Regions from separate parts of the Mus musculus genome. Here region 2 is linked to region 1. The links are chromatin loops, found by intact Hi-C in ENCODE. Cell type or tissue: heart. All regions are shown on one strand. Links, peaks and the distances in the headings refer to the core of each region. The heading gives the core; the rest is flanking DNA.

Evidence for each region. Hi-C counts contacts between places; a loop is a spot of excess contacts. Peaks named below come from ENCODE experiments on the same cell type or tissue, not always from the same donor. Only the 100,000 strongest peaks of a DNase experiment are listed, where the experiment ranks them.
Region 2: a loop joins it to region 1, with 4 times the contacts of the local background. A loop is called at or near these places in 13 of 42 quality-filtered maps.

The regions. Positions count from the first base shown.
Region 1 is chr13:12,562,198-12,570,531 of GRCm38, forward strand. Ero1b (endoplasmic reticulum oxidoreductase 1 beta) reads left to right here and starts at 3,686. Exons shown (of 16, transcript NM_026184.2): 1 at 3,686-3,981. The coding sequence starts at 3,880. In heart, for the core only: a CTCF peak has its summit at 3,789 (motif pointing left); a DNase peak (open chromatin) is centred at 3,604; H3K4me3 peaks cover 1,638 bases; H3K27ac peaks cover 1,116 bases; H3K27me3 peaks cover 293 bases.
Region 2 is chr13:12,456,656-12,464,989 of GRCm38, forward strand. It overlaps Lgals8 (lectin, galactose binding, soluble 8), which reads right to left and starts at 5,083. Exons shown (of 10, transcript NM_001199043.1): 1 at 4,586-5,083; 2 at 2,519-2,661. The coding sequence starts at 2,560. In heart, for the core only: a CTCF peak has its summit at 3,946; DNase peaks (open chromatin) are centred at 3,936 and 4,856; H3K4me3 peaks cover 2,213 bases; H3K27ac peaks cover 1,895 bases.

The DNA of each region.
Region 1 (8,334 bases), core at 75-8,074:
TGTGTATGTAGGGGTAGGTGGGTAGGGGTGAGTGTGTATGTCTGTGAGGTATGTGGTATTATGTATGGTGTGTGTGTGTTTGTGTGTGTGTATATAGGGGTAGGTGGGTAGGTGCCTGAGGTTTAAAGCCTGACTTTTTTGTTCCCTAGCCTCATGTTCCCATGGCTACAGATTAGAGCCTGGTCCCCTGCTTCGGTGTATCTCCCTACCACATGACGGATGGACTCACCTGTTTCCCCTTCAGTTGTTTCTTGCTGGTCACAGCAATGAGAAAAGTAACAGATCATCTGTACTGAGAACATTGACCCACCCTCACCACGTCAATGGGAAATCATCACTGTTTGCCCCGAAGGACTTGTACTAATTGACAAAAATTGGTCCTCACTCTTTCTACAATTGATCTGTGAGGCTCATATATTTTTTTCCACTGAAAGAAAAACAATTTTCCTGTCCCTTAGTTCCAGAAAATTAGGCTTGTCTAAGCCAGGTGGTTTGTAAATAATAAATTGCATTATCTGCAAAAACATATTACAGCTTTATTTGGTATACTTTTCTGTGTACCCATAGACCGGGACATCTGTGACAATTTAATGAATATAGAGTGCAAGCCAAGGTTAGAAAGAAAGAAAGAAAGAAAGAAAGAAAGAAAGAAAGAAAGGATGAAAGAAAGGAAGGAAGGAAGGAAGGAAGGAAGAAAGAAAGAAAGAAAGAAAGAAAGAAAGAAAGAAAGAAAGAAAGAAAGAAAGAAAAGTGCTTTTAAAGCCAGGCCTGGAGGCAGGCCTGCAATTCTGGCTACTCAGTTGGCTTGAGGCACGTACATGGAAATCTCATGGCCTCTCTAGGCAACTTAGCAAGATTTAAAAAAGGGAGTTGGAGAGATGGCTCAGTGGTTAAGAACGCTTGCTGCCCTTGCAGAAGGGCCCAGTTCTCTCCTAACCACCCATAGCAGGCAGCCCCCAGCCTCCTATAACTCCAGTTCCAGGGGGATCTGATTCCTTTCTCTGTCATCTGCAGGCACTGCATGCACACACATATATGCATAAATAAAAATGTTTTTAAAATGAAACCATGAAGAGGGCCAGGGACATGGCTCAGTAGTAGAGTGCTTGTCTGACATGTGTGAGGCCCTAGGTTCAATTTCTACAACCACAAAAAATAAAGTAAATTCGTGAGACATACTTAGAGAATGGCTTCCATGAATTTGTGTACCTCTTCCCATTCTTTGTAATCCTGCAGGATTTCTGTTCTCTCTCTCTCTCTCTCTCTCTCTCTCTCTCTCTCTCTCTCTCTTTCTCTCTCCCCTTCTTTACCTCCCCTCATCTCCCCTTCTCTCAGCTAAACTTGAGGAGTAATTTGAAGTTTGATGGGAGGATAGAGTGTGAAAAGTAACCGAGAACAATGAGCCAAGCCAATGGGAATGTTCTGGAAAAGTCCAGAACGGTCCATGCTCCTTTTGGTCCTTGAGTCACACCCCGATGGACTCACTTTTCTGGAACTGTAAGTGATGAAGCCTTGTTCATTCCCAAAGTTGCCAGTTTTCCTGACTTATTACTAGTTTTCTTATTGTTTTTAAATCTAGCTGGATCTGAATTTTTCTATAGCTTGCTACAAAGGTTCTTCCTGTTTCAACTTGCAAACCCCTAACTAGGATGGGAAGTTTGAAGTTAAGGAGTGTAGGTAAGGAGCATGGGTATCATTATAAAGGCAATGCCTGCTCTAATAAGAAATAAACCGCAAGGCTAAAACAGAGGACAGTAGCTTATTCATCAATTAATCAACTCCTCATCCTGCTCATTACAGCAAACGCTAAAACAGATCACAGCACAGGGCAATGTGAACCTTTCTTTTTCATGAAAAACACCCATGTCTGATTTCACTCACTGAGAGAAAAAAATGTTTCCAAACATTGTGAGTAAAGTTTCTGAGCTAAAACAAATGGTGTGTGTGCCATTATAATCTTTGTAAACTTGTTTTTCTTCTACCAATTGAAAAGTTGATAGAAAAGCTCAAGTTTTTCTTTGTGACAGGCCCTGAAGTGCTCCGAATGACAGGCATGGTTTCTGCCCTTGATATCAGATATTTAAAATGTGAAATTTAAAAATAAGGCAGTTTATAACTAAAAAAAATGGCTATGTTCCATGATGTACACATTATCTGGGCCAATTGCAGCACAAAGGGACCTGAGGAAAGTCCCATGCATACCCAAAGCGCAGAGCGATGAAGAGCATAGAAAGGCAGCTTTGAGAAGCAAGTCGCACACAGTTCTCTGTTAGCTATGTGGAGAAAAGGGAGCTGGTGACATGGGAAGATGGCCTGTGAAGTTCCAGGGTCTTGGACTGGTTTATTGTTCTGTTGTCTCCGCCTTAAAAGTCTTCTCATTTCCCCTGGACTTTCATTTCTGGCTGACCCTACAGATCATGCAGTGGGTCTAGATGGAATCATGGATGCGAATGTTCTCATGTTACCAGAGAGGCCAGAGGAGATTTTGAAGATGTGATTAAGGATTTTGAGATCAGGAAATTGCCTGGGTTATCCGGGTGAGCACCATGCAATCGAAAGTCTTTATATGTAGGGACACAAGAGAGATAGGGTCAGAAAGCACAGACGACAAAAGCAGGCTATGCCACTGTGTCATGTGAGGTCCTGAATCTAGGAATTTGATTGGCCATAGAAGCTAGAAAAAGCAAGGAAACATTATTCTCTAGAATATTCCAAATGGATGCAGTTTGTTTTAGTTTTCTGGCTTCCAGAATGTAAGATAATACATTGGGGTTGTTTTCAATCACTACCCTTCTGGTCATTTGTTACATCAACAATGACAAATTGATACATACTACTGAATGTAAGTTTCCTATAACTCAGGAATATCGGTAAAGTTAGCGATTACCATTAATTGATCACTTATTTGCTAGGGACTACAGGAAGCTTATGTACATAACCTTACATAATCCCAGAACAATATTTGAGGTGTAATTAAGACCACAAAACCATCTAGAATGTGTTACATTTGGGATAGTCTATGTCCCTTTAAGCTTTTCTGTGCGTTTATCCCGATTCTTCGTTTTTCACTGTATAGACTGGGGTTTTCCTTCATCCTTTAAAATGTATTATAGATTTTCTGGTGTTGGTAGAGGAGTAGTGGAGACACCAAGCAATGATACTTCTGGGGCATGTGACATGAAGGAGGTGCTGAAGACTTCCTGACAAGATGCCAGGTGGTTTTAGGTAGCTGCAGAGGTGAGAAAAAAGGCAAAGAAAGCTCTTGGGAATAGCAAGTCAAAGATTCGGCCGGCCTGGCGAGAAAATCCTGGCCCCAGTAGGTCAAGCGGTGACAAAGAGCTATTGGCATAGTGCCTGAAGACCTGCGGGGATGGGGGTGGACAGTCTTGTTTCTCAGAGCGACGAAACAGAGGTTCCACCACCTCAGGCCAACCCCTAAAACAGCACCCACTCTCCCGCCTGCTCCTGGGTGTTTTGGAGGCCTCGTGGTCCCGCCTCATTGGCCGCCGCGGAGCCCCGCCTCAGGGAGGCAGAGCGACCTCCGAGCCTGTAGTTCTCCATTTTCAAGACCTTCCCACTGTGGGGGGGCCCCAAGGGGCTACAGGGACTACAACTCCCAGAAGGCTTTGCGCAGAGGGCGTGATCATAACTGAGGACGCCGGGGGCGGGGCCTCCTGGGATGAAGCGGGGGCGCGCAGCACTGGTACATCAGTCGCTGCTGCTGCGAACGGTAGAGTGTTCCTTGCCCGAGACCGGCGCTCAGACCCCGGGTCCTGGAGGCTCCCGGCTCCCAGGCACTGCCCCCTGCTGTCGTCGTCGCGGCGGGCCGTCGTTCCCCAGCCCCGATCGGCCGAGGCGACGGCAGCGGCCGAGGTCACCATGAGTCCGGGGTTCCGCCGGGCCGTTACTGGGCAGGGGGCGGCGGCCGCGGTGCAACTGCTTGTCACCCTGAGCTTCCTCTCAAGTCTGGTCAAGACTCAGGTAAGCCCGAGGACCAAAGGCAGGGGACGGGTCACGCCGGCGTCGCCGAGAGGCCGAGGTGCAGGTGCGAGTGGCCAGCCAGGGATTGAGAACCGCGCCGGCTAGTGCGGGAAACGTCTGTAAAGCGCGGCGGGCGCGGGGACACGACACGCGTGGTGATGGTTTACGGAAGAGGAAGATGGTGACGGCCAGTAAGCGCTAGCGGCTTTATCTTTGTGATGGTGACGGGGAGACACAAGTCTTGAGTGGTGAAGGTGTTGGGGACACAAACCTCTGACATCCTTCCCTCAGATGACAGGGAGGCAGACCCTCCATCCTCTTCCTGGGCTAGAGGGGGCATTACTTCATTTCCTTGAACTTGTGCTCTAGAGATAGCTATAGGCATTACCCGCTTTATAATTATCCACCTGTCCTACGTATGCAAAGTGGCATGCCAGGTGAGCCCAGTTATGACACTGGAGGGCCTAGGCCCCTACTGTGGGCTTCTTAAGTCTATAGTGAGGCTTGCTGGCTGGACAGTCCGGTAGACTTTGACGTTGCCTTGGTTAGGCAGGTATTACTGAAGTGTTCACTACATACTCGAAAGCCAAAGCACAGCCTCTTGCCTTGAAAAGAGATAGGTTAGCTCTGCCTCTTTTAGTGAGGAAGGTTTGAACAGGTTGCCAGATGCTGCTATATCTTGTCTGCACCTGCTGCAAAGTGCTAGCTCGAAGAGCCAAAACCGAAGAAAAACAAAAGTGTCTCAGATGGCCTGATAATGAGGGGCATGCAGTTTGAAGCAATTAACACTCATTGCTAAGAGAAAAAAAAATGATGGTAACTGTGAGAGTAACCGTGTAAACATGTTTTTCTGCCTTGTTCATGGTGTTATGGTGTCCAGCATGAAGTCCTAGAATACAAGAATATTCTGTTTGTGTCCATGTGTGAGTTCTCTTGAATGATTTGATAAAAATAAACAGCTAGGAACAGTGGCATACACCTGTAGCCTCAGCTCTCAGGGGTAAAAAACACAAACAGTAGGAAAAACAGTAGGATTGCCGCAGGTTGGACGCTGGCCTACATATTGAGATTCTGGGTTAGCCAGGACTACATAGCAAGACCCTCTCTCAAAAAACTAAACAATGAACCAGTCAGAGAAAAGAAGGAAGAAAGGGAAAGGAAAAGAAACCTTTTGTTAAACGTGGAGCTTGCTGAGTCCATCTGGAACTGAGCAAGGAATCAGAATTTTAAACAAGCCTTGTAAGTGTCTGTGATGCAATTGTTCTTTCCACTATACTTTAGTCAGGCTTGGCAAACACTATGATAGGATTCTGGGTGTATCTATCAGATTTAGAAAAAATAAATTTCCTAGGCTGTCAATAGCAAAGTTACTTTGTAGTTACTAGTTTGAGTGTTTGACTTGAGTGGAGCTTACATTTAGAACTTTTAAATAAAGTCTGATTTCTTGTTTTCTTGCTTGATATATGTCATTAATTAATTGTATACTTTTAAAATCACTAGTCTAGAAGCTTCACTTAAGGTTTCTCTAGCTACCAATAATCACATGTAATTAGTGGTTTATAATGTACCTGTAATTCTATTTGTTGATATATATTTGTAATATATATATCAACAATAAAATATTTGTGCATTTCAAAGTAACACCGTGCCTGTCTACAAAAGTATATTTTGTTCTTCTAAATACAGTTTTGATGTCATTTTTAGATAGCACTTTAACCTGTAACATGTTTAATTATATATTACCTCATTTTATTTGGTACATATCATGTGTAAGGCTGTGGTGGTTAAGTGAAGTTCAGAGAGCTTAATTGGCTTATTAAGTTACATAAACTGGGGCCCTAATGTAGCCCTTTATGCTCTACCCAGCATTAACAAATCAGCATACTTGCTTCAGTGGACAGAAAAACAGAGACCAGACAATCAGAAGGTGGAACATAGACAGTTCCTCTACTTCTCATGCATCCTAAACTTGGGGGACGGGGTGTGCAGGGGGAGAAAGAGTAAAAGTAAGAGGAAGAATTAGAATTGTTGAACAAACACCTCTGTTCACAAGAAATCAAAGTCATTTAAGGAAATAGGTACTTTGCCTTCTATATTGAAAGCAGGAAAATGTTTTTGACTATGTGAGAGGATGTTCATTTGTATATCTGATGCCCCATTTTCTTATAAATGAAATGCAAATATGGTTCATGGCATGCTAACATACAGTTTTCCTGTAAAAGGATATTTCTGTCAAATATATTTGAAACCCTTTAAAATGCCCATCTGAGGTGGCATGAAATCAAGGAACACAGAGCTCCCCACTAAATGGAGGTCAGAAATGTGGGACTCATTCCACTACCCGGAGGATTTGTTTCTTTTAAACCTGAAGACCAAGCTTTTAGTCTCACAGCTTCGTGGAGGTAGAATTGGTAAGAAATAACACCAGTGTCTTCCCTAAAAATGGAAAAATCATAAGAGACCCCCAAAGAGATACATTGTTAGTGTAAGTGTGAATGGAAAATGAGCCCCATTTTGTGGAAAAGGAAAAAAGTTACGAAGAAGGGGCTGAAAACTCGGCTGAGAAGCTGTGACTGTGAGCAGCCCCTCCCTCACGTGCCTTTTCAGGCTTACTCTGTATCACTCGTGCTAGGATGAGCTTTGGCTAGAAGTGGAATTCACAGCAAGCCCAGGTTACCAGAGAGAGCAAATATCCGTTCCTCCTAGAGAAGTGTGTTTTCAACTCAAGGACTTAAGAGATTTCAGAGATAGTGTCCAGTGGAGTAAACAGCTAGGAGCGTGCCAAAAAAAGTTATCACAAGCCACAAGGCACTAGGTACCTTGAATCAGATACAAATAGCCCCCGGCTTATGATGGTTGAATTTTTGGCTTACGATGGTTGGACTTTTTTTTTTTTCTTTAAATTACACAGGTGAGAAAGCTATATCTGCTTAGTAGAAACTACTTCGTAATTTGATACTTTTTTTTTTCTGTTATGCTAGTTCTGTAATTTCAGTGCTAGGAAGGGACAGTGAGCAACAGTTCACCATCAGCTATGCCAACACAAGCATAATAAACAACTCAGACTCCACAAGTTGTCTCCTGAGGTTCTGATCCATGCTGTATGGTAGGCTATGTGTCTCAATTGCATTTCCATTTGATATTTTTGTTTTAGTGGGTTTATTGGGAGGGGAGCAATTTCTCATGGAAAGTTGAGGAACACCTATAAGTGGAAACACTCAAGACAATACCTTAGGCTCTGAAATTTTTAAGTAGGTAATTTAATATCAGTTTTAGTGTACTTAAGAAAAGCATAGAAGTATTAAACATCTAAAAGAATAGCCAGAAGGTTAAAAATAATGAAATTGACGTGTTCAAAGTAAAATTTAAGCCAAGTATGGTGGTATGCACTCATAATCTCAAGAATGAGTGAACAAAATCAGAAGTTCAAGGTTGGCTTTAGTTGCAGAGCCAACTCCTTGTTAGCCTGAGCTACTTGAGTCTCTGTCTCAAAAGACCAGCGGGGAAGGGAAGTAAGATTTAAAACTAAAAGGGTGAATTAATTAAATAGCTGATTATACCTAGCTTAAGAAATAACGGTTACAGATTTTCCTAAATAATCCTTTGTCACCCACTCTTCTGCCCTATCGGCTTCACGCCTAACAAAAGAGAATTTCCACAGAGTAATCCACTTCCTGGACTCTGTACCAACTGTTGTGATCCTGTTGGTTATAGCCATGGATGAATCATTCGTGCTCTTATAGCATGTGTTAGGGTCCATTTCTTCTTTTCTTCTCAAGGCTGTGGTTCTCGCCATGTTTTCACTTCCCCCACCTCATTAGTTTCTCCTTAACGAGCTGTCACTGTCATCCTAGCAGATGACCTTGGGTCTTGGTGCTGCGCTCTTGTCCTTGTTGAACACTTTTCCTGACTGAGCTGCCACCTGCCCCTTTTAATTTCTGTATCTGGAAAAATTCCTAGGCTGTCTTCATTTCATTTTTCCTGACTTGTTTTGTTTAACCTATTCATTACAGTCAGACTGTACCAAATTGTACTTCTACTGCCCTGAAATCTCTCTTGTCGAGGGTTCCCAGTGTCTTTCTTGCTAAGACTGTATAGTTCCTAAACCTCAGGTTCTACCTGTTGGAAGAATTGTTGTTACAGCTCAGCCTTTACTCACTTAAGTGCTTGCTTTGGTATCCAGGATGCTAACTTTTCTGGTCCACTTCCTCTGTAGTGGCCTCGTCTACTTTAGAACACTTGGCTTGTTTCTCCTCTGCCCTTGATCACCAGTCATTTGACCCTTGAGGTTTGTGTCTTTCTTGTTCATCTTATCTGAACACTTGGTTTTAAAAGCCCATCTGTACCTGAGTC
Region 2 (8,334 bases), core at 84-8,083, 110 kb before region 1:
TCCCTGGAGAGGCTGACTCCTGGTTGAGGCCTTCACTGGGGTCTCCAAGAAGGCTCTTATCGCCCTAAACAACAGGACAACGCCTGAGCTTCCCTTCTAGGTGCCTGGAGTGCTCCTGTATGTGAAGCAGGCAGCCCCTCTGTGACCAGCTCCACATTACTGTCACTGTGGAGGATCTCAAAGGCCCTGAAGCATGTGCTGGATTCTGCTGGACTCTGCCCTGGCATTTCTTCCTCAGGCAGAGTTGCTCTCTGCCCTTTGGCTGCAATAACTCAGCAGCTAGGAGCCGGTACCGCCCTGTGTGGTGACTCTCAGGTGGGGCCTCAGGGAACTGGTTCCAGAAGGAGCCATCCCTCAGCTCCAGCTGGGGGTAATGCTGATGAGATGCTGATGCGTGGTTTGTGAGAATAAGACTGACGCAGACTCGTGTCTACTAGCTTCTTGGCCTGCTGGATATCAAAGGGGCTTAAGTTCCCACAAGTTGGGTGTGGAAGCTCAAGTTGCCCTTGGAAGCTGAGGCAAAAAGACTGATGTAAGCCGGAGGCTAACCTCAGCTACGAAGTCAGGTGCCCAGGTTATCTCAACAGAACAAAACCAAGAGTTCCTGGAAAACAACTACTACAAAACCCACGGGAAGACAAGGACAATGAAGAGCCCACAGATGCCACTCCACAGCACTCCTGGTACCGAGTGACGGCGACGTCTTCAAACTACTCACTCAATCTGAATGAAAAGTGACTCTGGCTTTTAATTTTTCAAATTATTTCAGTGGAACGAATGAAAGAAATATACTAAGTAGAAAAGTAAAAAAAAAAAAAAAGATACCACCAGTTACAGTGTGTACTTCATCTGTACCAAGAAGTGTTTACATGGACAGAGCTTTCGCCAGTCTGGACTGAGAACATTAAAACCTTCATGAGGTCAAATGAATGGGAAGCAGCTCCTGTCTTCCACCAAGTCCAGAAAAAGAAAACACACACACACACACTCACCACATACATATACACATGCATGCACTCTCTCCTACACATACATGCATGGATACACACACACACACACACACACACACACACACACCAAACACACACTCACCACATACATATACACATGCATGCACTCTCTCCTACACATACATGCATGGATACACACACACACCACATAAGCCTAGTCTTGTTTTTTCCAGTCCACAACCTTGAAACCTTGAGATGTTTTTAGCTACAACATACAGCAAATCACTTTAAATGTCTTTACTGATGTCAGATTTTGTAAACCGTTTTTAAACCCACTGTGACATAAGGCTATTTCTCCCCAAAATTCAGTTTGCTTGACATGGTTGTTAAACCTTTCTTTCACTGTGGTACTGGAAGTTATGGAGGGAAATCACAGCTAGGTTGTCAACAGGCGCAGCCAGTTCACTGACTTTCACCAATTCTACTGCCCAAGAGTCTCCTAGGGGCGTCACCAAAAACCAGTGGCCCTATGTCAGGTCTCTAACAACAGTGGTGGCAAAAGGAAACCTGGCACATCTAGAGAGGCTAGCCAGCACAGAAAACCAGAAAGCTCTTGACAGCTTTCCAGAAGGCCAGGATGTTGACTGCGTTTTCTAGCAGTCAGTCAGACTCCCACCAGCAGCCTAAACTGGACAACATGGTTTGCTCAGCTCTCTTGCCTCTGGCTCTCCACATTTCCTCTGCTACACTTCCAAGCAGTGTTGGGAAAACAGAGCAGAAGTCTGAGACATTAACTTCTTGTGTACAGTTCTCATTTCAAAAACACCACAAAAAGCCAGGTGTGGAGGAGCACACCAGTCTATAATCCCAGTACTGGGGTTTCAGGCAAGTGGATTTCAAGTTTGAGGTCAGACTGGACAACATGGCAATGCCACATCTTAAAACAAGCAAGCAGCCAGGCAGGGGGAGGGCACATACCTTTAATCCCAGCACTCGGGAGGCAGAGGCAGGCGGATTTCTGAGTTCGAGGCCAGCCTGGTCTACAAAGTGAGTTCCAGGACAGCCAGAGCTACACAGAGAAAACCAACCAACCAAACAAACAATCAGAAAAAACTGACAAGTGAATGGACAGTGAGTGGTGGGTGGACGGACAGTGCGGCCTAGTGCTATCATCCACCCAAATCATGAAGTCATAGGTGCTAGCGTCTATACAACAGATGGGCAGACAGACAGACAGACAGGGGAAGGAAGGAAGCCAGTACCATAGCTCAGCAGGTAAAGGTGCCTCCTGCCAAATCTGATCACCTGAGTTCAACTTCCAGACCCAAATGGTAGAATATAATTTCCCAAGAGTTGTCCCCAGACCTTCCCTTCATGTGTGTGTTGTAGCGTCAAGGTTTATGCATACATGTGTGTGTGTGTGTGTGTGTGTGTGTGTGTGTGCTAACTGAACTGTGTGTTCATGCCTGGCCCCAGTGATAATTACAACTTGAGTGTATTTCCTGTCAATCCTACCACAGGCAAAAAAAAAAAAAAAAAAAAAAAAAAAAAAGGTAAAAATCTGTTACCGGGTTATAGATGATATTTTGTAGGTTATTTAAGGACAACATTTTTCTTTTTCAACTTATTGATATTGTTGATTGGAGTCTCTCTTCCGTATACACACTTTACCCACTCTTCATTTAAGGATTACTCAAAGTAAAAACTTGTCCTGTGTAAAAACAATATAGAAAAACAGCCATGCGTGATTTTTCTCTACATCAAACTTTTCTATGTAAATTATATTACTTTACGGATAGTTACCAAATAAGTGTTAGTATAACCAAAGTCCTACCATATAGTCTTCATAACATACTTAGAAATGAAATAATTTTTTTTTTCTGAGACAGGGTTTCTCTATGTAGCCCTGGCTATCCTGGAACTCACTCTGTAGACCAGGCTGGCCTTGAACTCAGAAATTTGCCTGCCTCTGCATTCCAAGCGCTGGGATTAAAGGCATGTGCCACCATGCCTGGCCTTAAATGAAATAATTTTAAGTGATCAGTGCAGGAATTATTTAAAAAATATGTAAGGAGGAAATTACATGAAGTTTCCTGTTAAAAATACTAAAACTGTAAGTGTGGTGGCACAATACCTGTGATCGAAGCCACTTGTGAGCAAGCCTGCGACAGGAAGAACAATTGGACCCTAGCCTAGGTGAGTTAGATCCCGTGTGGCAGGCAGTTCACATAAGAATGGCTCCCATAGGTTCATAGGTTTGAATGCTTAATCACCAAAGAGTGGAACTATTTAAAAGGATTAAGAGGTATAGCCCAAGCCAGGCCCAGTGCCTCTCCCTTCCTGCGGCCTGGGAATCCGGATGTAGAACTTTCAGCTGCTTCTCCAGCACCACGTCTGCCTGCATGCCACGTGCTTTCTAGTCATGGTGACAATGGACTTGAACCTCTCAGACTATAAGCAAGCCCCAGTTAAACGCGTTCCTTTTAAAGAGTTGCTATGGTCATGGTGTCTCTTCACAGCAGGAGAATAGAGACTAAGGCATCCTGTCTCAAGATAATGTTTAAGGGCTGAATAGAGAGCTTGCCTAGTGTGATGAGGCCCTGGGTTCTGTGCCAGCACTGCAAAACCAAACAAATCAAAAGCAGTAAATACAAATAAAATACAAGCTAGGAAATAACACAAAACCAAGACACAAATATCACTCAAGCAGTGCTTTGAAACCAGGACAATATTCATTTAACTTTTCCTATTAGTAAAACAAGTAGGAATCACATCATAGGATTGCCCTGAGGATTGTACTAGTTTAAATAGCAGAAAACAGCTCTGTATGTGTTAGCTATTATTGCTAGAAAACATTGCTCTTCTTCAACCAGCCAAATTAAGTAAGTTGAGGGTGGGGTGGGGGTGGCAGAGTTACTCCGGGGAATACCAAATGCAATGTTTTGCATCAGCCCGGTTTTGAAAGATAAGAGCGCCCCCTCGGCACTGCGCCCTGCCCACTGAATCATTTACTACCTCTAGTCCTGATGACTCAAACCAGAACCAAGCCAGAAAATGAAACTAGAGTTTCCTGTCTTTTACTTCCTACAGTTCCGCCAGGCTGTAGACAATAGGCACTCGCCAAATCTCTTATTTTACCGGAGAAAAGAAAATTGCATCTCTCTTGGTTACACCCCTAAAAACCACCCTAGACCCCTACCTAGTATCTGTCACTAACTCATTTTATTCAAATCCTCTGAGCCTTTAATTCTGTTCTGTGCAATCCAGGAAGCACGAACTAGAGCAAAAAGGAGACAAGGAATTGCCATCACCACATCCATAATTGATATCTTTCCCGGAGAGAGATCAAGATGGCCTAGGTTGGCATTAAATAACTACTCTCCGAAGTCTCCAGACACGTATCACCGTCAGTCACAACAAGCCGTGGCTTAGGTTTAGGACGATTCCCAAACCCAGAGAAATTGCGTTTCCCCGTGTTTAACGTTGGGATAGAATGACGCAGCATGCTAAAGTGCGTGTCTGGAATAACGGAGTGTGACACAGCTGTCAACTGTCCCTGGGCCTGTCATTCTTGGGGATCCAGGTGATGCTCGCCCTTTCCCTGGCAGGTGAGCCGCCGAGCGGAGAGCCCTCACCGCAGCAGTCAGCGTTGTCCCGACACTACGGTCCCAGTACAAGCCTCAACCCACGATCGCTCCCGGTGTCCGGTGCCCCGTGCATGTGTCACGGAGGAGACGGCGGGATGCCGTGTCCACACTCGGATTCCGGTCCGGGAACAGTGGTATCCCGATGTCCCTGAGCCCGCAGTCGCCAGGACTCACCCCGGTGGTAGTAAGCGCTTTGCTCCGACTTGTGTCCCCTGACGGACGCCGTCCGGTTCCCGGAGCCGCCACAGGCAGAGGGCGGGGTCAGCCCGCGGCCGTTTCCGCGAGAACGACTGCAGGGGCGGGGCGTCCGAGTGCTGCGAGCTGGGGCTGTTGGGCTCTTAATGTCACACACGCAGACCTATGGCTGGCTGTGGGAGTGGCTGGCTGGGGTTGGGGTGTGGCTCACCTCACGTGCTGGAAGCCCCCAGGTTGATTTCCACCCAGCTCTGCACAAATCGGTCGGGGTGCACCCCTGTAGTTCCAGCCCTGCGAGGTGGAGGCAGGAGGACCACAAGTTCAATGTCATACTGGAGAACTTAAGGAATTCGGGGTCACTCTGGGACAGATACCTGATCTCAAGGGTGTTAAAAATACACTTAAAGAATAATCGTGGGGGGTGTGGCCGGGGTACTCCTGGGTTTGCCTCCTTTGCAGCCTTGGGTCAGAACTGAACAATGTTGTGAGCCAATCAGATTTAGCAGCCACTCATTGCCAATAACTAGCCTTGTGTGTGGAGGAATTCGTTCTTCTTTGTCCCTGCAAGAAACCCCATCCTGTGAGCAGTAGCCAGAACATGTCAACACTGGGTGATTGGCCGCTTATTCTGTGCTGGAGTTTACTACAGGGAACGCTTCCTTAGGAAACAGTTTAGACACTGATGCTCAGTTCTGAGCAGAGTAGATGGTCAATAAGCACTGAGCTGCATAGTCAGGGCGCTGCACTGCTGACGGTTTGCCCCGTATTTGTACGAACAAACTTAAATAAAACTGTAGGGCGCTGAGAATGGCTGACTGAGCTACCTAGTTTTGATGTCCTAATGGCCTCAAGGTTATGTTCTTTTCTAGATATTAGCCATGTTTGTTTTTAAAGGACATGTTTGACATAGCCATTTGGTCTTTTTCTCTGGCTGTGTGTTTTATTTTGTTTTGAACTTGTATTTTATTTTTTTAAAGCCTCTTAGCAGCAACCTCGTGTTCTGATTCGTTACTTTTTCTCCTTCCTCATGTCCATTTTCTAATTTTGATTAACTCCTCAAGATTCTACTTTAATAGCTGGAGTTAACCCTTGATGTATGTTGTCTTAGCTCTGTTGTTATTACTAGGTGTGGTAGGCTTCTCACTACACTTTCTGGGGTTTGTAAGAGATAGGGTGTGGAGAGCTTTTGGAGCCCGTTTCTAGAAACTTTGCAGGAATTAAACATTGGGCCAGGACACAGAAGTAAGCTCAGGCAGGAATATCGTTTTGGGCTAGAGCAAAGAAGTAGGCTTCAGTCAAGAATGTGACTTTGGGCTAGGAGAGGGAAGTAGGCTCAGATATCTTGGTCATCTTGATAAGCCCCTGCCTGGAAACATTGATCACAGGACTTTGTTCCTTGACTGTTTGTGTTTATAGTCCTGCTTGTCCTTGACCCAGAACTGATATTATTTTGCATGTACTTAAACTGGTATCAAAGCAGACTGGAAAAACATTATAAGCCTGACTCAGCCTCAGAACTCGCTGGGGTCATGCCACAGTGTTGTCTTGTTGTCTTTTTTCTTTTTAATTCCGACTCCCTCCCTGGAGAACCTGTTGACTGACGGAGCTGGCTTGGTCAATAGGGAATCTGCCATACACATTCCCAACCCTACTGTAATGCCTCTAAAGAAGGGCTCCCCAGGCTTCGGTTGAGTGCTACATTATTCAAAATGAAGAGCAGTTGAGTTATCTTCAGTTTTGCCTGAGTTGACCCCTTCTTTACAGAGTTAAAATAATAAATTCACCTCAGAGCTGGATGCATTCCAAGGTGTGGGAATAGCTAGTACAAAATCCCGGAGCTGCTGAGAGCAACTGTGTGCTCTGAAAATAAAGATCAGCATGCTGAGGCTGATGGGTGGGAGGAAGAGGGGATGACAGCTTGGAAGTGAGGTCCTTTAGGAGTGCAGATAGGAGGAGGAAACAGACTTGGCCAGAGCCTGGGAGAAAAGTCAGGAAAAGAGAGGGGGATTAAGGGAGAGAGAGAGAGAGAGAGAGAGAGAGAGAGAGAGAGAGACTTTAGAGACCGACCTGCTGGGAATGGCTATGGGTATCCAAAACAGAGAACATCCAGGTTTCTGAATGCTCTGAGGGGTCAAAGAGCAGGAACAGGATCAATGCGTGTTGTGTAGCTGCCGGGCTCACTGGAAACTGACTTTAAAGAAGTGTAGAAATGAGAGCTGGAGAAGCCCTGTGAAGAGGGCTCATAAACTCGCAAAACACTTAGCTGGGAAGAATTGAGAATCGAGCAAGTGGAAGAGTAAGGAAAGCTTTTCACTGGGGCTGGAGAGATGCCCACCCTTGCATAAGTGTTTCTGCTCTGACTTCATATGTTTCAATGGAGAATCAGTTTGGAATATTCTGTCCAGTTTTTTAAAAGGCTATTCATAGGCTGGGCAGTGATGTCCTTCAATCCCAGTACTCAGAAGACAGAGGGAGGTGAATCTCTTTGAGTTTGGGGACAGCCTGGTCTATAGAGGGAGTTTCAGGACAGCCAAGGCTACACAGAGAAACTCTGTCTCAAAAAACCAAAATCAACCAAACAAACAAAAAAACAAAACAAAAAATACTATTCATGGACACGAATGGTGCACAGACCTACATGTAGGCAGAACACAAAAAATAAAAAATGTTAAAGTTTAAAATGCCATTTATAATCCACTACATTATTTGTAAAACTCACTAGTAGGTTGTAGCCAGACATCCATGAACATTTAATGAAGATTAAAGTCTACTCAGACCAGCTAGGAGAGCCAATTTGTGCTGTCTCACTTGTCTTGCTTCTCAGGATTTTTTTCTCTTAAAAGCCAGATGTGAAACATTTACCATCATGTGACTGACAACCAAATGTGTGTAGAGGCCAGAGGTTAACCTGGGTATCGTTACTGCAGAGTCACCCATCTTCCTTTTTTTTTTTTTTTTTTTTTTTTTGATTTTTTCGAGACAGGGTTTCTCTATAGGCCTGGCTGTCCTGGAACTCACTTTGTAGACCAGGCTGGCCTCGAACTCAGAAATCTGCCTGCCTCTGCCTCTGCCTCCCAAGTGCTGGGATTAAAGGCGTGCGCCACCACCGCCCGGCCCATCTTCCTTTTTGAGACAGGACATCTCACTGAGACCTGGAGCTTTTGGGTTTCGCTAGACTAGCTGGCCTGCAAACTCTAGGAATCCTCCTGTCTCTGCTTCTCCAGTGCTGGGATTACAAACACACTCTGCCACACCTAGCTTTTTATGTGGATACTAAGATCAAACATAGATGGTTATGTGTGGGAAGCACTGTACTGACACCTGTCTCCCTGGCCCCAAATTCTTTCACTTTGACCTAATGTCTCTCACACTTGAGCAGCGTTACCCAGGAACATTGAATCTCTTCCTGTCTAGCCAAGCCTCTGTTCAACAGATTCACAAAGCTTACCTCTTATGTTCTACAGGTTTCATGTCCCACGTCTTAATGTTTGGGCTGAGAGAAGCAAGCTTCTAGAACTACTTATATCATAAAATAGTAGAAT